Linked DNA regions of Mus musculus: regions 1 and 2 are each linked to region 3. The links are chromatin loops, found by intact Hi-C in ENCODE. Cell type or tissue: left cerebral cortex. All regions are shown on one strand. Region 1 overlaps Acadsb (acyl-Coenzyme A dehydrogenase, short/branched chain). Region 2 holds the start of Bub3 (BUB3 mitotic checkpoint protein). Region 3 has its middle 82 kb from the start of Gm34645.

Region 1 (8,000 bases), 300 kb before region 3:
TCTCTCTTTCTCTTGCTGTCTCTCTGTGTGTCTCTCTCCCGCCTCTCTGTTTCTTTCTCTGCCACCTATCTGTCCAGGCAACATCATTTCTTAGCCAAACTCCTGGGGCACCCAGCTTCTTTCATGGTCCTTATTGCTGTCCCCAGTCCAATCTTGCTGTCTTTTTGGTGGCCATGATGTCACTTGGAACTTTTTAGTGACTTCTCACAGTAAATAGAACTAATATTCATATTAGTTTCTGACAGTGCTACAGCAAGCAAATTTCCCGAAATGTAGTGTTTTAAAATGTGCCCCTTTATCAGCTGCCACTTTGGGAAGTCAGAAGTCTGAAATTGGCTTTACAGATATCAAATAAAGATGTTCGCAAAACAGGCTTTCTAGAGGCTCCAGAGAAGAATCTTCCAGCTCCCAAGGGCCTGACTCACATTCCTTTGTTCATCTTCATGGCCAGCAATGTAGCATATTCAAAGGACTCTCCCTCTCCCTCCCCCTCCCCCTCCCCCTCCCTGTCCCATTCCCCCACCCCACCCCCCCACCCCCGTTGCTGTGGTCAGCTTCCTTGTCTTCAGTGACTAGCTGTCCAGCATCCTTCCTCCTCTACAAGCACTGTTGTTGATTACGGGCTACATCCCAATAACCCAGGACAATTTTCTTATCTCAAGTCCCAGCTGCACAGCCCCTCTGTTGACAGGTTGGATGGCACATCCAGTTTCTGGGAATTGAGCTCTCTTTGGACATCCTTGAGGAGCCATTACAATAGTCAAACTGTTGCCCACCTCCCAGGGCCAGCCTGCCCTTCCAGTGTCTTCTTCCCTCTCACTCTAACCCCGGTCTCGCTGGTCCCCGAGGCCAGTGGGGCCCTGCTCTATTTGGATTCTTTATACATGTTGTGTTGTTCCTTAGCTTATACTACCCCTAACTGCTGTTGTAGGCCTCAGCCAAGCTGTTTCCTCACAACAGTTTTCCTGACAGGCTCTTCTGCTCTCTGCAGCTTATAAAATCTGTGTCAAGTGTTTTAAAGTCTCTCTAAATGATCACAAGGACCGGAAGGGTAGTGTCTGTCTTCCCCCACCTTCAGTAACTACCTGCTAAGAAATGGTGCCTGTTGGCATGCGTGTGCTTATGAACAAGTCTGGTTTCTTTTTCAAAAAATAAAAAATCTATGATTTAATGGGGAATTTTAGAGAAATAACTGCAGCCCTTCCACTTGCTAACAGTGAATGTGTGCTCCTAAAAATGTCACTCCAAGGCTCACCTTGTACAAAGTTCTGGTCTATAGCCTGCTCCCTGCCTTTGGTAGGTCGCTGGGCTAACAACAAGCAAGTGCATCGAGTGGATGGGAGGGGTCGGCTACACCAAAGATTACCCTGTGGAGAAATTCTTCCGAGATGCCAAGATCGGTAAGCAGGCTTTCCATGGTCTCCTGTTTTATTTGCCACTGTGGGTATTTGGGCTATTGTGTTTGTCGATTTTATATTACTGCTACTTAGGTAAAAGCATTTTAATCTCTACAGAATGTTTATTGACTTTTCGTGGCTGGATTTCTTCCTTCTTCCTATCAGAAAAATGAATTTATATTTCTAAAAACATCAAATTGACTCTTAAAATGCCTCCGTAGACCTTTTAAGAGAACTGCGACAAAATGCGCTATCTTCATTTTCCTGTTACAGAAGTTGTTGGTATTTACCATTCCTGGAGTCTAATACTGCTCTTTGAAGTATGGTTCTAATTTCAGAAGGCAGCTTCCTCATCATGCCTGAGTGCTCCAGTGCTCCACCAGCAGCGAGGAGAGCAAACGGCAGGCAGCCCTGAAAGCTGCTGGGTCCGTAGAAGCAGCTGGGCTTGCACACTGATGCTCAAAGAGCCAAGTCCTCGTCTGTTCAAAGCTGGTGTTAGTGGGCTGCAGATCAAATGGGAAACTGTTACCCTGTCAGAATCACTTTAGAAACTGAATCCTGTTACTGAGAGCAAGTGCAGGGGTGCTTGGTGTCTTCCATACTCATCTCTGTGCGGTTCTCTTCAGCTGTGGGCACACTCCTAATTGTCCCATTTCTCCCTGTTGTTTAAGGTACAATATATGAAGGAGCTTCCAACATCCAGCTGAACACCATCGCCAAGCACATCGATGCAGAGTACTGATGACTGTGGGATGGGCCCTCTGCGTCACTGACAAACCATTTCCAGCTGCTGTGCCTTATTGAGCAGGGTCTAGAGCAGTGCAGGGCTTCCTTGGACTTCCCTTGTCCTGGTCTCAGGCCTGGATTTTGTTCCTGTCTCTTTCCAATCTACTCTAAGTCTATTTCTAAGCTTCTGAACGCATATTTCTCATCCTAGTTGCAGAGTATACAAAAGTTTCACTCTAGCAGCATTTGGGAAGAAGAAACCATTTGAGGTATTGGTATTGCTGACAGAAATAGTCACTTTATATTCCTACTAAATCTTTGTACTGTGGTATGAGCCAGAGGAGCGTTTGTTACACTTGGCAATTTTTATTCAATACTTTATAGATTCAGTGGTAAGTGGCTAAACAAGGTAGAAGCTGATAAAATTTATTTGGAAAAATCTAGAATCTTAGTTCTAAATATCAAAAATAGTAGAAAATAAAAAGTGTAGCTTGTAGGCCATATAATTGACAATAACAAAAAGTCCCAAATGTTATTTTAACCAACAAAAGGAGTATGTTTGGCTGCTATAATTGAACTATATGAAAGATGTATTATGTGGTGGCTTTTAGCAGCCCATTTAAAAAACATGTCCCTGTATTAGTTTTCAACTATAAAGTTTAAGTAATTTGGCCTAATCATCTGAAAATAATTTATTAGATCATGCACTATTTTTTGGTAGTATGATTTATTTCTGTATTTTAATTGAGTATTTTCCCTCAAACTTGGTTATTGGACTTTATCCTAAATAGTAATTAATTGAGAAATTCAATTTTGGTTTTCAAAATTGATTCTTAAGAGAAATATACCCCCATAAGAAAATAATATCACAATCTCATAAGGATAGGGAATGGAGACTTGGTAGTCTGAAAACATACATTCAGTATAAATATATGTAGTCATTTATATAGTATATTAGATAATTTTATATTTGTGAAGACAAAGATCTATGTTTTACAATGTAAATGAAAAACAGGCAAAGCCTAATCAGATATCCAGCTGGTGAAGCCATTGATCAGTGTTAGGGATTTACAGTCGGGAGAAGACGCTCTAGTTGCAGACCCTGAGTCCCCTGGAGAGAGAAGTAGACAGTAGACAAACGAGTCGCACATTTCCAGAGGAAACATCACAAGTTAGATGTGAAAAATGCCCGAGGCTCACGCAGTTGCTGGAAATAATCGTTACTTCTAGATAGAAAGTATTTTGGTGCTTTTGCAAAAGGATAATGTTTATTAAGAAACTTGACATTTTCTAGGTAATTTTGCTTTGCACAGTTAATGTTTATTGAGCTAAATTAATTTCCACAATGCAAATCATAGTTAAATATGCAAGGTTGTATAAATACAGTTGAAATAGGAATTACATTAAAACAGTAGGAAGAAATAAAACAAATTTAGACCTTGAATCCAAAGAGATAAGGTCTACTTGACTTTCAAATGGGGGAAATGATGAAAGGCCTCACCCAGTCTCAGAACAGACAGATGAGTGTGATAAGAAAGGAAGGGGTGGATGCAGACCCTGACAGGGCAGACACCTTCCACTCCTGTAATAATGGGAAAGAGCAGGGCTTAGAGATGATGCAGCCGCGGGAGTCAGGATGAGTAAACAGCCTGCCCTCCTTTCCTAGACTCATGGCAATCCTCCTGCTTCATGTGTAACCTGGGCTGGCCGCAGATTCATGGCAATCCTGCTTTCAGGCTTCCAGTGCTGAGATTTTATGTCTGCACCCCAGCTCCCATTTCTGACTTGTTGATTTTGAAGTCATGCCCACGATTACAGCTTTGTCAATTATTCTCATTTATTTCTATTTGTTTTGCTCTATGTAGTTCCCAGTTATGTTTTTAGGGGTAATAAAGTTCATGGCTGTTGGATCATCTTGGAGAATTCTCCCTTTTTATGAGATATTCTTTAAAATTAGTTTTGTCTTTATTTCAGTTTTGTTAAATATACAGTTATTCCTATTTTTGTTTTTATAGCATTTGCAGTCTTTTCCCATAACTCCAACTTTCTTGCTTTAAATATTTTCAACTTCATGTAGCTAGGATTTAAACTTTCCTTTTACCTCATCCTTAGTCATCAGGACAGAAGGAAAGAAACTTCCCCCAAGTCTCTAGACCAAGAACGAGGTGCCTGCTTTAAATTGAGTGAGTGAGCTATGACTTGGGCCAAATCCAGTGTACCTTCTATCCACACTGCCTATTTTTGTCACAGCCTATAACAGGTTTCTGTGCTATAAATGGGTAGTAAAATGCATGACATAGCTTCAAATAAGAACAGGTTTCTGTTTAAGCAGTATGTAAATAACACAATGTCTTTGACGTTGACTTTTGCTACAAAGCCTAAAATATTTACCTTTTGGCCCTTTAAGGAAAAGGTGTCCATTCAATGACTACCTCTGTGTCAGATTTCTCTTAAGGGGTTAATCTGTCAAACCATCAGGGCAGAATACCAAAATACAAATTGACAATGAGCTATACTCACTCTTGATTTTATTTGTAATTCTACTCGCTCCCTCCCTCCCTCTACAAACACATTCTTATCCTCATCCTGAAAAACTGAATTTCCTGCTGGGTGGTGGTGGCTCACACCTTTAATCCCATTACTTGGGAGACAGAGGAAGGCAGATCTCTGTGAGTTCAAGGCCAACCTGGTCTACAGAATGAGTTCTCTGACAGCTAAGGCTACTCAGAGAAATCTATTGTCTCAAGATAAGAAAACAAACAAACAAAAAACTGAAATTTCCCAGCTTGTTGTGGTGGCACAGGGTCGTAATCTTAGCAGTCAGGAGACTAAGACAGGAATATTATAAATTTGAATCCAACTGACCTCAACCCCATTTCACAAAACTTTCTAAATTCCTGTGAGCCACTGCTGTGCAGGTCTGGAAATGGACTGTGGCTGCCTTATCTCCAGTAGCCCCTCATCCATCCTTATATCCTCTCTCTCAATCCCTGTTTGTCGGCTTTCACTTTTGTGGCTGAGTTTCAATGCCTAAGTCCTCCTTGTTACCCTGAATTGGTACTCTGCTCTATCTATCCCAACTGTGATTTCAGATGGCCTTCCTGGAAGCCTTGCTCTGCCGGAGGCCTCTTCTCCTTGACTGGCTTCTTCTCCCTTCAGTGACCACTTCCATCCTGATGCTGCCCATGTATCCCACTTTTCTTTCCAACTGGCTGCACTATCCTCTAGAGCAGTGAGGATATCCCTTCCCCCTTCTCCCTGCTCACCAGCCCACCCACTCCTGCTTCCTGGCCCTGGAATCCCACCAGCAGTAGAGGGGTGTTTCTCTTCCACCTCCTTGCCAACATCTGCTGTCACCTGAGTTTTTGATCTTAGCCATTCTGACTGGTGTGAGGTGGAATCTCAGAGTTGTTTTGATTCGCATTTCCCTGATAACTAAGGATGTTAAACATTATTTTAGGTTCTTCTCAGCCATTTGGTATTCCTCAGTTGAGAATTCTTTGTTTAGCTCTGTACCCCATTTTTTAATAGGGTTATTTGGTTTTCTGGAGTCCAACTTCTTGAGCTCTTTGTATATATTGGATATTAGCCCTCTATCAGATTTAGATCTTTGGAAAAGATCTTTCCCCAGTCTGTTGGTTGCCGTTTTGTCTTGACAGTGCCCTTTGCCTTACAGAAGCTTAGTCATTCTGCAGAGAGCCCAGCAGGCTTTGGAAATTTGAGTTGAAGTGCCAGAGAATTGAGGCAGAAAACCTCACATGAAGCCTTTAGTAAGGGTGGGATGATCTAGAATGCTTTTCAAAAGGCTCATTTCTAGAGCCAAGAGTCCTCTGGTTGGGCCTCAGGCCTGGCAATCTGTCTCTTTAGAAGCCTCCCTAAGAACTTCATCAAACTAGGGCTGGAAAAGGGTTCTCAAAACAACTCTTATCCCAAAGACCCCTTTTTCTGTTTCTATCCCAGTGTCACCCACGAAAACTTGCTCAGTAAAGCCTAGGGCTCCCTGCCATCCTGCCTGCCTGAGGAAGAGAAAGGGAACTTTCTCTACATGTTCTCAGAGTTCATCACTGATGCCCATTTCCATCCCAAAGACCTTCTGGGAAGACATATACCTACTGCTTTCCTAGGTCCGTGCAACCAACGCTGTCAGGGGCCATCTACTCACCTTACTTCCACCCCCATAAGTGAGGCTCCATGGCGCTTCCTTTGCCTTCTTACCAAGAGAGCCTGTGAGGAGGAGGATGCTAGGATGTGACATCAGACAGAATAGTGTTGTACCCGTGGAGGACTAGGAGTCAGAGGGCTCATCCAGCCTAGTGGTCAGCCCCAGTACAATAGTTGTACAGTTCCTTTAATATGCCATCTTTCCCAGACACAGGCTTAAATACACTTATTGATGAGTGCTGTGCTCATTTTCAAATGTGTTTAATAATGCCCTCACTTGCCCAGTGGGCATGAAATCCTGGGAATTATTCAGGTTGAAATGTATTAACATGAAAGGTTGCTAGATATAGAAAAGTGTATGCTTGAAGTCCTGCTGGAAAAGCAGAGGTGGGGAGATTATAGGTTTTGAGCCATCCTGGACTAAAAGCAAGTTCCAAGGCAGTCTGAGTTCATAGACCCTGCAGAAAAAGAAGAAAGGAAGGATGGTGGGAATTAAAAAAAAAAAAAAAAGACATGGACCTTATGTTTAGTTTTGAATGCTGTGTTAAAGGGACTTAGATTGTCAGTGTCTGTGTTCTCGCAAGTCACCTTGGTATGGGCAGGGTGCTGCCTGGGCTAGCACTCTTTTTAACTCAGTTGACCCTGAGTTGACACATCTTTACCTTGTTCCCACTGATTTTTTTCCTTCTTAGTCTGTAATTTCTACAGGACCTCAGCAACCAGGATGATCTCTGGAAGAACAAACATTTCAGAACAAGCTGGCCCCAGCATCTCTGGCTACTAGCATAGAGGATGACGGAGCTTGGTCTGAATGAAACTGGATGCAGAAGTCTGAATGCCAGGGCAGCAGCCCGCTGCTCCATTCTAGGAAAGCATTGCACATTCTAGGCAAAGGGCAGAACATCCCGCTGGCATTTCAAATAGCTCTTGAAAGGCAGCCCTCATCCATTCTTGTTCATGTCCAGCAGGGTTCAGCAGGAGCAGGCAGTGCCCTTGTGTTCGGGGTTAATTGGTTCTTTGGTTTGAGGCTTTTATGTCGTTTCTCTCAAGATCCACCTCTTACTCTTCAGCCGCTGTCCTATTCGCTTGACTTCTAAAAAAAAATGGTCTCCAATTCCTGAATTCCTGTACCATCTTAGGACTTCAGTTTGTGGTTTCCCCTCCAGGGCCACCTGGTCACTTCAGCAGAGGACACCTGAGGTCTCCATTCTCTCTGAGGTCTTGCATTCCTGGCCTAGAGCTAGCAGGTGACTCTCAGTCCCATGAATGGGCTTATTCTTTCTAGCTTTTATATTCAGAATTCTGCTGCCACATTTCTTATATCTAATATAATCTTTCCATGTACCCATGGTCCAGGGTACTTTTTTTTTTTTTCAAAATAATTTAAGGTGTAATTGGGGGCAGGAGCTGAAGGCTGAGCAGTCAAGAACGTCTGCTGTCCTTGCAAAGGACCAGGGTCTGGTTCCTTTTTTTTTTTTTTTTTTTGGTTTTTCGAGACAGGATTTCTCTGTATTGCCCTGGATGTCCTGGAACTCACTTTGTAGACCAGGCTGGCCTTGAACTCAGAAATCCGCCTGCCTCTGCTTCCCAGGTGCTGGGATTAAAGGCGTGCGCCACCACAGCCAGCAAGGGTCTGGTTTCTAATACCTCAGGGCATCTCACAGCCTCCTCGAACTCCAGCTACAGGAAACCTGATGCCCTCTTCCAGCCTCTGCA
Region 2 (8,000 bases), 180 kb before region 3:
AGGCGACTGGCTTGCAGCCCTCGCAGGGGTCTCCCGCTGGTGACACAGTTGCGAGAGTTCTGCGCAGAGCGGGAAGTGATGCCTAAGGGTCAGATTTCGTTGGAGGGATTCGTGGAGCAGATGACACGGGCGCTTCCCTAGTTTCTTTTTGTAGTTGTTAAATTTGCCCGTGAATGACAAAAAGGTCGGATCACTGGCTAACTTGCAGCAGCTGTTTCTGAATTGAGCACTGAGGATTGCAGTGCCCGGCTGCCTGCCTCCATGCAGGGTTAGGGAGGCTCTGCACCCGGAGAACTGCTTCGTCAGGATCATGCAAATCACAGCACTGTATTTTCTCTACGTTTTCATAGCATCCACCTGTTCCTTGTTAAATGTCAGAAATGGGCCTGGAGCTTGGAGGAGGCCTCAGGTAGAGTTATTAGGTCCAGCCCGCCTCCCCTCAGTGGTTGATCAGGGTGCAAAGAGCTAGGAGTCTGCAGCGCCAAGGCCCTATCTATTTCTTTCTTCAGAAGAAAACCTGGTGCCTGAGGGACCGGTCTCTTTGAGCCAAGGGGGCATCGAAATGACTTGCATTTTGTAGAAATTCACAGAATGTAAACGTTTACATGGCCCATATCATTCCGTGAAATATGCCTGGCAGAAGAGATTTGCTCTGATATTGCCTATTTTTTTCTTAACACATTATATTTTATAAAACCTGCAACTCCTCCTAGGTGACATTAGATGGATGCTACACAAGAATGCACCGGGCAATACTAGGTTGGTTTGCTTACATTTGTTTTATTTTAGCTGTGTTCACCTCAATAAGTATTTGTTGAGGTCTCAACATGTGCTAAGAACCTACACTAAATTTGGGGTGGTCCAAAGGAGAACACAAAGAGGCCTATCAGTTCTCTTCTTACTTATTAAATATGTGTTTTCAATTGCTCATTGGATATGTGTATTTTTCTGTCACCGTAGTTTTCACTCCAGATAACCTCTCTACATTCTTTCCCTGACAGCATTCTTTGAGTGTTCCACCCAGAAACAACCACATTACTTCAGAGGACTGTCTTGTAAAAAAACATACTCCGTTCGGATGCTTTTGATCTGCCTTTCAGCAGATTACAATTCGGTGATGGATTTAACAGTATTGGGTCATCATATTTGCTTCAGGATGGCTTTCTCCATAGGTAGTGACCTCCTCCTCCTGTCACTGTCGGCATTAACGACTTGAGTTTGCCCATAATATTTTAGGGAATGCCATTTCCCGCAGTTGTCATGTGGTATATATCTGACTCTCTTTACTCACCCAGACATTAGCTGTGGCAGGCGACTCACCACTGCAACAGGTAACTGAATATCACACACACACACACACACACACACACACACACATACTTACTTTACATTTGTGTTGTAAAATGGTCAAGACTCTGCTTGTGGCCAGATTTCCTATCTCAAGTCTAGCAATTCATTTGAATAATCAGCAAAATAGTCCATCTCTTTTCAGGCTCTAAACTTGATTTACAAGATTGACGTTTCTTAAAACTCAAATAGAGTTGGGCTGCAAGTGTGCGGCCAGAGGGGCCTGAATCATACACACATGGGATAATGAAATATGCTTAGATTTTATTAGCAGGTAATTTATGCTCAGAATCTGGAAACAGTAATAGAATTAAATAAACAACTGGGAAAGAGAACCAAATAAGTCAAGAGGTAAAATTATTTGGCTAAACTTAGAATGCAAAACAACTCAATGCATTAAAAAAAATTGAACTTGGCCATTGATTTGTTGAAAGAGAAGAGAGAGAAAGAACCACATACTAGAACTATTTGGAGAGGGAAGACAACCAGAATATTTTAGCCATAATAACCATCATCAGGACAAAAGACTGGTGTGTGTGTGTGTGTGTGTGTGTGTGTGTTATTGTCAGGAATCTTAAGTGCATTTAGTTCAGAGTCTGTGCACACATAAGATCTTTCTTTCTTTCTTTCTTTCTTTCTTTACTTTTATTTTTTTAGACAGGGTTTCTCTGTGTAGCCCTGGCTGTCCTGGAACTCACTCTGTAGACCAGGCTGGCCTCGAACTCAGAAATCCACCTGCCTCTGCATCCCAAGTGCTGGCTGCGCCACCACTGCCCGGCAAGATCATTTTTCTTTTCTTTTCTTTTCTTTTTTTTTAAAAATGTACCTTGAAAGTTAAGTAGTTTAAAACTAGAGACAACTTCCTACTTCATGCAACAATTTCAAAATAAAAGGGATTGTCTCAAAAAGATGGGACAGAGAAAAAGAAGTTGTATCCAAGGATTAATTAGAAACTCAGTAACATTTTGCATGTCAGTATGCTACTATGTTGTTTGTTAAGTACTGCTTTTCTCTCACAGAACCAAAACAACCTTTTGATTCTCATATTTTTTAGAGGATTCTAGAAACAGAAAGTGCAGCAAACTGAGCCTGCAACTTCCATGATAATGCAGAGGAAGGTGGGAGAGGGAGGACAGTCACAATGCTAGGTCCTATGATGAACATTCCTAAGAGATTCTGGCTGATCGTTAAAGATTGGAAATATTTGTGTCCTGCTCTGTTCACCCTTATGGGTGTGGTACTCTTCTAAAGCAAGGAGTAGTTTGACTGAGTGTGTATTCCCAGAGCTGCTTAAGAGGCCTGACATTCAGGTGCTTGAAAACTGTGGAGAGATGAAACGATAAAAATGAGATCACTAGAACTCAAGGGAAATGAGTCTCTAGTTCACAAATTGATAACCCAGCAAAATAAAAGCAAATAGTACCTTTGACTAGAAATTATTCTTCAGTATGACTAGTCTGGATTAAGTCCAGGGGTATGTGCACGGCTAGAAAGAAAATATTAATTTATATCTATAGTAGTTATCAACCAAAATGAAATTCTGTGTCTGAGAGATAGAGGAGAAGGATGTCACAAGAGCTAGATAAAATCTCTTTTCTGCCTTCTAGTCTGTGGATGTTCAGGCAAGCAGCTCCAGGGAGACTACAACTCCCAGCATGCAGCATACAATTGTGGGCGGGCGTGAACGCCTTCATGACCTGAGCATACTTGGGAGTTGTAGTTTTCCCTCCGCAGCTCCAGAGATGTAACCTCGGCGTGGAGGTACTAAGAGACCCGGTGAACGGGGGGGGGGGGGGAAACGCGGCTTCCCTTTGAGCCGGAACAGGATGACTGCGGAAAATGAGGCAAGCAGTAAATCAGACCAATCAGCTGCCGAGATCGAGCCGTTGGCGTTCAAAATCAGCCAATGATAGGCCTGCTCCGGAGCTTCCTCTCCGCCTTCTCCGCTTTGCCTGCGAGTGCTCGGAGGGAAGCGGATCGGTAGTGGCCGGTGCAGAAACGTTGCTTAGGCGGACAGGAGGTAGAGGTTCGGGCGAGGGCGGGCGGAGCGGGATCTGTGGCCCGTGGCCGGCGCATCGATGCACAGAGGGATCCGGTCGAGGTCCATTGTGTTTTATATGGGGATCTGCGGGCAAGGAAGGAGGCCAGGCCGGGTGGAGCTCGGCGGAAGCGGGATGGCGGCCGGCCTGGATCAAGGGGGACTCGCGCAGGCGCAGGCCGTGGCCGGCCTCTGTTGCTCCGGTTAGGAACTCAGACTTAGCGTTTTGTTCTACAGATGACCGGTTCGAACGAATTCAAGCTGAACCAGCCACCCGAGGATGGCATCTCCTCGGTTAAGTTCAGCCCCAACACATCCCAGTTCCTCCTGGTCTCCTCCTGGGATACGTCTGTGCGCCTCTACGATGTGCCCGCCAATTCCATGAGGCTCAAGTACCAGCACACTGGTGCTGTCCTGGACTGCGCCTTCTACGTAGGTGGATTCAGTTTCTGCTCCTGTCCCCTTAATACTGAGATGTCCTAGGCCTTGCCAGTAGCATCTCATACACGGTTCGAGAATTCTGATAGTTCATAACTACTCGGGAATTCTTCCCTTTAGCCTGGCATCAAGCCTACTACAATGGTTTGTGTTCTTATTTCTTCTCTCGTGGCAATTTCAATCTCCATTTGTAAATTCAGACTTGAGTAAACTTTCTGGACATAGATAATTGAAGTTAGCAGCAAGACTGATTTTTAGCTATCCTTTGAAAAGTAATGAATGTTGTCTAATTTAGCCTTAACTCCTGGTGTCCACCTTGTATTTGCTTCCTTGTGGAGATCACTAACTTGCATTTTTGTTTGCTTCTTAGTTTCTGTCACACTGGACATAACACTTGGCTGTAGAAATAGCAATGTTGAAAATGCTTGCTAAAGCTTTGTAACTTTGAATTGGCTCCAAATGTAAGAGTGGGGTGGGAGGATGTGGTGGCCACAACTTTAATCCCAGAGGCAGAGGCAGGAAGAGCTCTTGAGTTTTGAGGCCAACCAGGGCTACATAGTGTCTTCCAAAAAAAAAAAAAAAAAAGTAAGAAAGAAAAAAAATCAAACCCAAATTTTGCTTTGTAGGATCCAACGCATGCCTGGAGTGGTGGATTAGATCATCAACTGAAAATGCACGATTTGAACACTGATCAAGGTATTAATATAGCTACATTTTACCAGTTTTTCTTTACTAGTGTATTTGTGTAGAAATGCTTATTTAAGAAGAGTAGGTGTTTTCAGTACTTATGTGAAGGCGGAACACGGCTTTGATAATAGACTTTTAAAATTGGATTAAGTTACCACAAATGGAACCTGAATTTTGCAGTAAAGCCCCTTCTGAGCACTGTCTTTTTTTTTTTTTTTTTTAAGATTTATTTATTTAATTTATAAGAGTACACTATAGCTATCTTCAGACACATAACAAGAGAGCATTGGATCTCATTACAGATAGATGGTTGTGAGCCACCATGTGGTTGCTGGGAATTGAACTCAGGACCTCTGGAAGAGCAAACAGCCAGTGCTCTTAACTGCTGAGCCATCTCTCCAGCCCCTGAGCACTGTCTTAAGTGTCTAGTGGAAGCATCATTTAAGCATTTGACTGTCACTATTAGAAGTCTTAAGCAGCGGACTGGACTCAGGGTCCGGTTTGTCAGGATTTCTTTGGACAGTTTGATATTTTAGGTTGGTCTTTTCACAGGCTAAAAAAAAAAGTACATTTTAAAAATGGAGCACGGTAGCCCCGTCATATTTATCTTAGTGATGCCTTTGCGTTCTTAGCAGGAGAATGTATTTCAGTTGGCTGTGTAAAAACATTTCTTAAGAGGTTTATGATTTCACTGTGGCAGGATTTGGAATGGAACCCAAGACGTGCAAAGCGCTCTGAGCTTTGTTTGCCTGCCCTGTATTGGATGTAGGTATACTGGAAAGCGATGGTGGGGGTGTAGACATGTGGCTACCTAGAGGCCAGCTTGAGCAATCCGAGTGGACTGAGAAGCACATCTGAGCCAGGTGTGATGCTGCTCCTGGAATCCCAGCACTTGGGAAGGGGAGGCGGGCGGATAAGAAATTCAAGGCCAGCCTCGGCTATATAGATAGTTTGAGGCCAGCCTAGACTACTAAGACTCTGTTTCCAGGAGAAAAGGAATGATTTTTCATTGGAAGAGGCCTCTGTCCAAAAGTGACTTTGTGTGTTTAATATGCACATGCGAGGAGAGCACTCTGCCTGAGCTACATTCCTGATCCTGGTCCTGGTCCTCTTCCTTTTTTTTTGTCTGTCACATGGGCTTTGGCACACAGTAGATATTTAGTAGATGTTTACTGAATGAACAAATGAGATACTGTGAAAGTTGAAATTGACAGGAAGGAAATTATGTAGCAGAAATTGGACCCTACCATGAGAAGCAAGTGAGTTAATTGAAAGACTCCCCTCAGCCTTCAAATCCTGTAACCATTTCATACTAGCTTTGACTTAATGGGAAGACAAGTGCGGTCAGGGTGCAGGAAGCCAGAGATCTCCACTCTTAGCTCACTCGCCAAGTATTTCTGGAGCACCTACAGTGTACCAAGCATGCACTAGATACAACCAAAGGTACAGTGTTAATCAGTTTTCTTACAAAATCTAGGATCAAGTTAGCCATCCACCATCCTCACACAGTTCACTGTGCTGGTTTCCTGCTAGTGAATGACCAAACCTGGGCAGTGTGAGGTCACTTAGAGAGGACTGGCTAACGTTGTAGTCGTGGAGCGATTGCTCTGCATGCAGACATCTCTGTGGAGTGACCGAGATGAATTCATTTCAGCTGACAGCCCCATGGGTTCACTTGAGGTATCCTATGAGAGAGTAAAGCTAGCTGTGTTGTTTTTATCTTTTCTTTGCAATAGAAAATCTTGTTGGAACTCACGATGCCCCTATCAGATGTGTTGAATACTGTCCAGAAGTGAACGTGATGGTAACTGGAAGTTGGGATCAGACAGTTAAACTGTGGGACCCCAGAACTCCGTGTAATGCTGGGACTTTCTCCCAGCCGGAAAAGGTAGGGTTTTATCTGCACCAGGGGTGTGGTGGTTGGAGAGTGTGCTGTTGTTAAGAATTGGCAATGTGTTTGAGAAACCTAACTGTATAGAAATGCTTTAATGCGAAGGGAGTTAACTTTTACATTTTGGTCATCTTTTTCTGTCAGTTATTAAACTTGGGCCGGAGAGCAAGAGCTCGAATTCCTCTTCAGTCCATTGTTAGTGCTTCGGCTCTGAGAGGTAACTCACTACCTTTTCATAGAAGCCATTAACAGAGGCTTACTGTCTTAAGTTTGGTCTGACACCCCAAACCAGAAGATGGGGTGGAACATGACTCATTTTCAGATGTGACTTGAGGCTCCATTTGAATTGACAGTTGAGAATGAAAAGGGAATCATTTCAGCTTTAGAGAGAGAGCTGTGTTCTCTGACTGTTACTGCTGTGTGTGTATTTAAATGCTGACAGATGTAGTTTGAAGGCTTGTAGTAAATGGAGTTTTTAAACACCTTTGAATCTAAATTTCCTTTCCCACAGACAACACCATAGTTGGGTCTTACCTTTTGTCAGCCCAGCTTGACAGCCTCTACCTTTGAATTATAAAACCATTTATGTCTATGATGCCTGTGTGGTTTTTTATATATATATATTTTTAAGAATTTCATGCGTGAGTACGTTTTATTTACATCGTCCCCTTCTGACTTCCTCTGCTCACTCAGGTGCCTGGCCTCTCCCATAGGATTGTTTTATACACCGTGCACACATGTGAACACACACAATTTGGTGTTGTTGTTTATACATGTGTTTGTGGCTGACCACTCAGGATTGGATAACCTCCCAGGGGTCTTGTCCCTGGAGAAAACGGAATCTGCCTCCTGTGATTGGAGCTTTTAAAACCGATTTGGGTGTATTCTCACTTCTCAGTCTGTTCATAAACACAATTAGGCTGTGTCTTCCCCAGACTTTTATTGGGTAGTAGTTAATTTAAAAGATGGATTGTTTTAGCAGTTTCAAGTATTCTTCACTTGAGTCCATTCCCTAGTGTAAATACACTGGTGGGCCCTGCCAGCCGTCGTTACACACAGCAGTGAATCCAAAGAGCCATTCTTTTTTTTGTCCCGTCACAGTCGACTCTACTCCTGGCAAGACCTTTGTTCAGAATAAAATAATTGCATTGTTTCTAGTTTTGATTTATGGTTGTATGTAGCATGTTAAGAACTGTGATAAATTGCTGACAGACTATCATATAATGGACAGCCACACTGAAGCAAGCTGCTTACTGGTTCAGCGAAGTTCATTATGTCACTTTTTTTAATACTTTCTTTGATAAATGTATATACCCAGTCAGTAGTATGACAGTGGTTTCCCTTGATTTATGATCAGTGCGGATAGAAAGCAGTTTTAGAAGCTTGTGTGTCACCTGTACAGTAAAGATTTAAGGTAAAATTCTGGATGCAGTCGTGTCACTATAAATTGATCTTTTTCTGGTTTATTTTTTAAGTTTAGTACTTCATATATCTTAAATTAATTTTCTTTTTTCTTTGCCTTTTTGGAAGACGTTGACCTTCTAAATAAACATAAAGTATTCATATTTACATATGCAATCATTTCATATTTCAATTTTT
Region 3 (8,000 bases):
GAAATGTGACAAGTGTCTGTGAACATTTTCCTTTTTAACATTTTTTTTTGAAGATTTTATTTATTTTATGTCTGTGAGTACACGGCTGCTCTTTTCAGACACACCAGCAGAAGGCATCGAATCCCGTTACAGATGGTTGTGAATCATCATGTGGTTTCCGGGAATTGAACTCAAGACCTCTAGAAGAGCAATCAGTGCTCTTAACCACTGAGCCATCTCTCCAGCACCTGAACACTTTCTATACTTAGTTTTGAAGTGTTCTCTTTGGTCAATATGTGAATGTAGGGAGATTAATTAGTCCAGCCCTCCCTTCTCCTCCCTAGGGCCAAGTAGCATCTTACTGGCAGCAGAAAAATACCAATGTTTGCCCTGGACTGTGACTACCTTCCTGTAGTGCCACTATAGGACCTGTACACCTGCAGAGGGTGACTTCCATGACAGGTGCCTGCAGATGTTATCACTCCCACATCCACATCTCTCTCTTGGCTCCCAAGCAGTGGCTTTGAAATGAAGACCCTCAGAGAAGATGCAACAGTCTGCCACCAAATGCTGTCTCCTTAGCATGAACTATTTCAGTGCGGCTCTTTCTTCCAGGCTGGGTCTCCAGGTTTAGAAGACAGACCTGGTTACAGACACGAAGGCTTACAGGGCAGAGAGAAGGGCAGGCAAACAAACTGCTACTTGGCAGAAGTCTCCTTTTGACATCACCTATCCTGACCTCTGTAAACTTGGGGAGAAAGAGGACAGCTCTGCCAACCTCACCCACCTTCAGCTCCAAGGAGGGTGAGCTGGCCTTCATCTGCAGACCTGATAGTGGGGTACATGCACCTTTGTGCAGCTACCCTAGAGTTAAAGTCCAATGCCCACTTTTGCCTTTGGAATCTTGCATAGGAGGATTGGTTGGCCCTATCCCAGAAGCACACAGGGAAAGAGATTCTGGGGGAAAAAAGGTTGAGGGCTCTGTGGACCTGAGGAGGATGTAGAAGATAAGGCTGGGTACTTGATACCCACTGAAGATCCAGGACGATCCCTCATCTCTGTTAAGGGCCAGAGCTTCCCCTAGCTATATCGTTGCTGTCAGCCACAGATGTCAAAAGGCAGGCACTGTCTGGAGGAAGCCCGCATGATCAGGTTCCTAATCAGCCTCCCTCAGTTTCTTGCTTTTTCTTTCCTCCTTGATGTTGTGGTTGCTTTAGGTCTCTGTTGCAGGCGCACTCTCTTAGAGACACCTGCCCCTTGATGAGGCTGGGCAGTGCCATTGCTTGCAGGATCCCCACCCCCACTGCTTCTAGGCATCTCTCGCATGTGTAATTAAATGCTCATCTGTGTAATTACTTGTTTACAGTTCTGGGTCCCTGCCAGGCTAAATTCCATGCAGTTGAAAACTGCGCCTTCCTCATTCACAACTCCTTTCTTGAAATCTCCCCCACGCCCCTGTCAGGGTAGACCCAGGGAGGGGGTGGTGTCCTGCTTGGATGTGGGTGGCGGTTAAGTCGCCGTTTTCATTATTTGCAAAGCTAGACCATTGCTTGGGAAGATGGGACACTAGATGGTGATCAATGCGGAGCAAAGATTCATTATTACTCCTTTGTGGTCAAGTCCTGAGATGATTACAAATTACTTTCTCTCTGCTCAGATGTGGATCTATCCGCAGGGTGTTTCAGTAACATCATGTGGGACATAGAGGAGGCCAAGGGTTCAAAGACAAAGCCGTGGCTTAGCAGGTGGAACAACGGCCCTCTATATTTTTACACCACCCATTGAACTGAAGTTGGGACCCCTGTGGTTTTATTAGGAGAAGGCTGGAAGAAGCTGAGGAGAAGGGCAACCCCATAGAAAGACCAGCAGTCTCAACTAGACCAGGCAGTCCTCTGTTGTATATGTGTTGGGGAGTCTCAGACCAGCTTGTGTATACTGCCTGGTTGGTGGCTCAGTGTCTGAGAGATCTCAGGGGTCCCGGTAGAGAGTCAACCTATATTCAGTACATCATACTGACCCAGGTCACATCCCTGCACTTGGTGGTTGAAGGAATATGGTGGCAAAATTCATGACTGCAGTAACCATCAGGCAGATCTGGGTGCCGCTTCCAAATGGCAGACTCATCACAAGCCAGTGTTGAGAACAAGTCTGCAAGGGAAAGTGCATAGTTGTGCTGTGGGTGGCACCTCCCCTGCTCGCGGCCCTAGGGTTAAGTTAGGAGAGACGTATCCCTGAAAGCGTCAGGGTGCTGAAACCCCGTATTAGTGGGAACCCGCTGTGGGGTAGATGGAATTCTGTAGCCCAGGGAAACACATCCAAAGCCCAGTGATGAAGAACGAGAGACGTGTTACACAGGCGAACGTGATTTATGAGAAAAGTGTTCCGACTTTGTGTGTTTCCCTCCAGTCCAGAAATGCCAAAAGATTTAGGTAAGTCTAAATGCCTCCCTGATAGGAAGGGGTGAACATGACACAAAGAAGAAGGCAGAGGGGGCTGCAGTGCCTTCGAGTCAGGATGCAGTGCAGATCTCCGTGGGCATCCTGTCTCTCCTCTCTCCTCTCTCATTGGGATGTCTGCTGGAGCCTTAGGTGAGGAAGATGACAAAGGCCAGCTGTTGCCTGTCAGAAGAGAGACCCAGAGGTCCCAGAATCCTTCATTGAGCCTGGTGCTTCTTCCAAGCCAGGCTGCATCAGTGGTGGACTGCTTAGCTATACTGCAGGAACTAGGCCTGGTGGTGAAGGCCAACCTGGGAAATTTAATGTACTGCATATCAAGACAAACAAACAAACAAACAATATGCACCCCGCCCCCCCAACACATACAAGCAAACCGCTGTCTCCACGAACCTTACACTGGTTTGACCATCTGATTCTCTTTTCTTTTTTCCTCAGGGCAGTGTTGATGCAATGAAGCCCTGGTAGTAAAAGTTGGGGTTACACCTGCTGAACCCACATGCCTGCCATGGGACACCATGGGGACCCAGTAGATGTTCTTGAGGAACTTAGCGCTGAGGAAGGCTCTTTGCCCTTGTACTTTTATTCCTCTGTCAAACTTTGTTTTCTTTTTTTAAAGTTACTTTTATTGTTTTATAGTCCAGTTGTTGCCCTCTCCTGGTGTCCCCTCCCACAGTTCCTCATTCCATTCCTCCTCCCCTGTCTCTAAGGGGATGACTCACCCCCCTCCCCCAACCCCATCAATCCTCCCCACTCCCCACAGGGGCCTCAAGTCTCCTGAGTGCTAGGCTGTATCTTCTCCCACTGAGGCCAGACCAGGCAGTCCTCTGTTGTATATGTGTTGGGGAGTCTCAGACCAGCTTGTGTATACTGCCTGGTTGGTGACTCAGTGTCTGAGAGAGCTCAGGGGTCCCCATTAGTTGAGACTGCTGGTCTTTCTATGGGGTGGCCCTTCTCCTCAGCTTCTTCCAGCCTTCTCCTAATAAAACCACAGGGGTCCCAACTTCAGTTCAATGGGTGGTGTAAGGATCTGCCTCTGTCTCAGTCAGCTGCTCGTTGGGGCTCTCAGAGTTGCTCCTCCCATCCCAGATCTTTTGATGCCTACCTCCTGACTACTGCCCAGTCCTCTTCCTCCTCCTCCCTTCTCAGTTGCATGCTGGGATTTCAGGGGTAAGGTCTACTTTCTTCCTCTTTCATTACTGCCCTATGTACTCTTGCCTTTGGATGGCACCAAGGCCAACTGAACGCTCCCAGGAAGAAATCTCCATGTGCTGAGCACCTTCATGTAGCTGTCCCTCAGTATTGTAGGGAACAGCAAAGCCCAGGGAACGCTGACTCAGTCATGGCTAGGTGAGACATTTTCATATAATGCACCCTTACCTACTCATGTACTCATCTCTAGATGCCTTAATAATAGCTTAACACATGGCCAGTGCCAAGTAGAGGGGTGCTATGCTCTGGTATTTAGGAGACAAGGAAATAGTCTGTACATCAGCAGTTGGCTGACCTGTAAATGTGAAGCTTGGAGATACCAGGAGAGCTGGTCGCCCACCTTTAGCCTCACTGGCAGTGAAACCATGGACCTTCATCTGTTGTTTCCAGCCCATCACTGCCTCCAACAGCCAGGCTGCCTCTCAACAGTCCACATCTGACCTTGACCTTTGCCCTAGTTGAATACAGGGCACTGGGCACATGCTTTCTTCAATGTACTGACCCTTTGTCAATGAGCCCTAAGCTAGCTCTGTGTATCTGTGCACGATGGCTTGCACGCCTGGGGTGTCCCGGGAAGGCAGCTGACCATGGGATCATGGCAAATCTCAGCACACTGTACCTCCCACTGTCTTTTCCAGGTCCCTCTCCCTCAGGAGGGTCATTACCTGCTTTCCCAGCTGTCCCCAGAATACCAGCTTCACCAAGACTGCCCTTCCTTCTCCTGAGTGAGTGACCCACACCTTGGAAGGACATTGGAGCGAGCCAAGAGGCTGCATCAGAAAAAAAAATAGCAATAATTTCCATACTGGACTCCACTCCTGTTATTTATTAAAAACAAAAGCAAACAACAAATGTAAACAACTTTTCTGGCAGATTTCTTTTTGTGGAAAAAATGTACAGATGAAATTAAAGATGTCTTGGGCATTGGTTAGTATCCAATGACAAAGCTTCTTTTTACCCTTGTCTGATTTTCCAGGGATTTCCATGGGGGCTTGCGGGGCCCCAGAAGTTGCGGGGAGACGAACTTGTTTGGCTCTGTGTGACCCTGACCACGGAGTCTGGCTTCACGCTGACCACAGCAGCCCATGGTATCTAGCAGGAAGCCTTCCTTTCTCCCCCTCTTTCGTCATCGCTGCTGCCGCTGTCATCCTGATTAATCTTTATCTAAAGTGAGGGAAATGGCTGAAGCCATTTAACTGTATGCCTTTAACGCTGATGGGCCTGTCATTTCTCCTCACCTTCTCTATCAGTTTCTGAGCGGCTGGTGTGACAGGTTTAGAATTTGATCACAGCACCATCTACTGGGTACTAGACTTTCCATCTTTCCTGCCGGCCTTTCCCAGATAGATTTGATTTTTTTTCTTTTTTCTTTTTCCTTTTCCCTTCCGTGTTCCCCACCCCATGCCTGGTCTTGCTTTCTTCCAGTGAAAGTTACTTTGAGAACTTGCGGCTAGTTAATTCAGAAAAGGGAGACCCTTCTGAAACTGACCAAAGCTCACATCCCCCCTGTGTTAGGCACTTACAAAGACAATAGCTGGAGCTTACACGCTACACTTCATATAATTATTTCCTGGAATCAATAATCTCATCAGGAGGTTCAGTGATGGGGACATCATGGTAATGAATGGCTGGGTGAGGCGGCCATTCCAAGTGCTGTCCTTAGCCCTGTCACCTGTGCTGCCCAAGGGCATGATGGGAATGGGGCTCTGTCTGGCCGAAGGATTAATCATGGTTATCTGTAATTCATATTTCTGTAATTTGCCTTCTCTATGCAGCCTGCCCCACATTGATCAGCATGGATTTCTTTCAGCACAATGGGTCATTCCCGTGGTGTGGAGCAGAGCGGGAAGGACTCTGTGTGTGTGTGCCGGGCAAGGGACAAATCGGATTAGTTACGCTCAGGAAGTAACAAAAAACGGAATCACACCAGACTAATGCGAGAAGCCACCTCGAGGGGAGGAATGACAAGACGACTCCATGCACTCTGAGTGAGCCAGGTAGCACTGTGGGCTTCCCTGCTGCTGTGAGGCCTGGAAGAGCCAGGATCCTGGACATCAGGCAAGGATTCCTCCCCGTGAGCTTTCCTGCCCATCTCCTCCAGGGCATTTGCTGCGTGATTCCAGAGACCTTTTTTTAAAGTCCCAGGGTTTGGGACCCAAAGTATGATCAAGGCCGTGGCTTCCTGGGGCTGAAGGACTGGAATCAGATGCAAACATAGCTGGGTAGCTCCTTTAGCCATAACAAAGCCTACTGAGTGTGAATTTCCTTCACTTTGAGATGGTAGTAGACTATGAAGAAATGTCATCTTTTAGACAACTAACAACTTTGCTCTGGACATTGAGTTTGAACAAGAATGGCTCTCACTGTTGACTGTAAACAGACCAAAAGCCTGTGTCGCTCCCCCACCCCCCACCCCCCAGTGCTTGCCTAGGCTGGGCTCCCTCCCAGTCGGCCTTTCTCTTCACTCAGCCTTGGTGACCCAGTGTTTCTCTAGATGTGGCTTTTGTTGCTATTATTGTTGTTGTTTTTCTCTTCTGCTTTCTCCCCTAGAGAGACACTGGCTCCCCTGAGTTGACATCTTTGTGTTCCGCAGGCCTGGCATGTAGTGCTTTTACCTGAGTGGGCCACTCATGAACTCCACGTTGAGTCTGCTGAGTACCTGCTTGGCCAGGAATGAGGGCTTTAAGATGAGTGAAGAGGACAGATCCTGTCCTCAGGGTGTGTGCAGTCTTGACTGGGAGGTGGAAGGAGTCTGGCAGTTCCAGAGACGTACTGGGACAGGTAATGCTTAACTTGGAATCTAGATGAGAGGCCGAGAGATAGATCACAGATGGGTTGGAGCTCGCAGGAATTGTATGTCAGCAGAATTCGGGTGTTTTGGGAGATCTGATCATGAAGTTGTGAGGACGTGTGGGTTGAGTTGTGCCTCTCTAAAAGACTTGCTCAGGGGATGAGGAAGGTGGCTTTAGAATTAAAGTATTTTCTGCACAGGCAAAAGGCCTGGAGTTTAAATCTCTAGAACCAGATAAAATGCCTGGTGGATGTGGTGGCTTTCCTGTTATTCTTGTCTAGGAAGGCAGAGAGACAGATCTCAGAGCAAGCAGACTAGAGAAGCCTGCTTCATGGATGAGCTCTGAGATTGATTGAGAAACCCTGCTTCAAAGAATAACATGGGAAAGTCATCTAGGAGGATTTCTGACATCAACCTTGGGCTGTGAATTTGCAAGAGAGCAAGGGACTATGCGGAAGGGGTTAGAGGGAGAAAAGAGGAGGAAGAAAATAATGTAATTACACTTTAATATCAAAAAATAAAATAGTAATCATTTTTTTTTAAATCCAAGGTGGGCAGTACCTGAGGAGTGGCGGCTGAGGTACAAAGGTCTTTGGTCCACTTCAAAAAGGTTTTTATGCAAGATGAAAGATGTGGATCTAAGTCTAGTCTTCTGAGGGGGATACCCAGTTTTGCCAGTACTATTTATTAAATGGGTTATCTTTTTTTTTCTTCCCCACCACATGTTTTGCTAGCTTTATAAAAATTAGGTGGTCACAGCCTTGTTGCTTTGTTTCTGGGTTCTCTAATCTGCCCCCCCGCCCCCCGCCTGCCTGTCTTCAGGCCAGTGTCAGGCTGTCTTTACCATTGTAGCTCCAAGTGGATTAGCTTAGTCCCGTTCTGATGGTGATAGCCCCACAGAGCAAGCCCAAAGTACAGAAGAAACTTTCAAGCTTCTGGTACTGTGATGTGCCCTGAGACTGTTGGTCAAAAGAAGGCACATAGTTACCCTCCAGTCGAGGACACGGAGGGAGACACCAGTTCTGTCATGGGAGAAACTGCAAAGTCACCAGGCAAAGGGAAGGCACTCAGGGAGGAGCCGAGGAGAAACTGTGTTTTCACCGCTCCCATGTGAATGGATAGCACTTCTTGGTTGGTCGTTTGTGCTTCCCTTGTCTAAGTGGCAACTGTGGCTTTCTCTAGCACCTTCCTGGTTGCTATGATAGATTCCATCTGTAGAGTACCAGGATGTCATTGGCTTCAGTGTCCCAGGGACAGTAGCATCTCCAGCTCACTGGTGTGAAGAGCAGACTCTGTGGTTGTTTCTATCCTTTGAGCCTAGCTCACTTAGGCTGAAGGGGAAGAGTACGGAGTTCTAAAGTCATTGATGTGCATCAAACGGCAAGTGTTACCATTTCATCTGTATTAGGGTCTGTCTTTCTTTGTTTGGTTCTCTCTCTCTCTCTCTCTCTCTCTCTCTCTCTCTCTCTCTCTCTCTCTCTCTCTCTCTCTCTCTCTCCTCTCTCTCTCCCTTTTGCCATGATAGTTCTAAATATGTACAGCATAGGCCAAAGTCAAAGCCTGTA

Evidence for each region. A loop is a pair of places that touch in the nucleus more often than their neighbours do. Peaks named below come from ENCODE experiments on the same cell type or tissue, not always from the same donor. Only the 100,000 strongest peaks of a DNase experiment are listed, where the experiment ranks them.
Region 1: a loop joins it to region 3, with 2.2 times the contacts of the local background. A loop is called at or near these places in 3 of 42 quality-filtered maps.
Region 2: a loop joins it to region 3, with 3 times the contacts of the local background. A loop is called at or near these places in 6 of 42 quality-filtered maps.

What each region holds. Positions count from the first base shown.
Region 1 is chr7:131,442,169-131,450,168 of GRCm38, forward strand. Acadsb (acyl-Coenzyme A dehydrogenase, short/branched chain) reads left to right here. Exons shown (of 11, transcript NM_025826.4): 10 at 1,301-1,400; 11 at 2,069-4,043. The coding sequence ends at 2,139. Among named protein-coding and RNA genes, the nearest start is that of Gm39099, 16 kb to the right of the region's middle. In left cerebral cortex, no CTCF peak of the experiment used is centred here; a DNase peak (open chromatin) is centred at 4,339.
Region 2 is chr7:131,557,088-131,565,087 of GRCm38, forward strand. Hmx2 (H6 homeobox 2) reads left to right here. Exons shown (of 2, transcript NM_145998.4): 2 at 1-927. It overlaps Bub3 (BUB3 mitotic checkpoint protein), which reads left to right and starts at 3,283. Exons shown (of 8, transcript NM_009774.4): 1 at 3,283-3,367; 2 at 3,623-3,817; 3 at 4,450-4,519; 4 at 6,247-6,398. The coding sequence starts at 3,623. In left cerebral cortex, no CTCF peak of the experiment used is centred here; DNase peaks (open chromatin) are centred at 96 and 3,131; H3K4me3 peaks cover 1,111 bases; H3K27ac peaks cover 634 bases.
Region 3 is chr7:131,742,073-131,750,072 of GRCm38, forward strand. No RefSeq gene overlaps it. Among named protein-coding and RNA genes, the nearest start is that of Gm34645, 82 kb to the right of the region's middle. In left cerebral cortex, a CTCF peak has its summit at 4,938 (motif pointing left); a DNase peak (open chromatin) is centred at 4,919.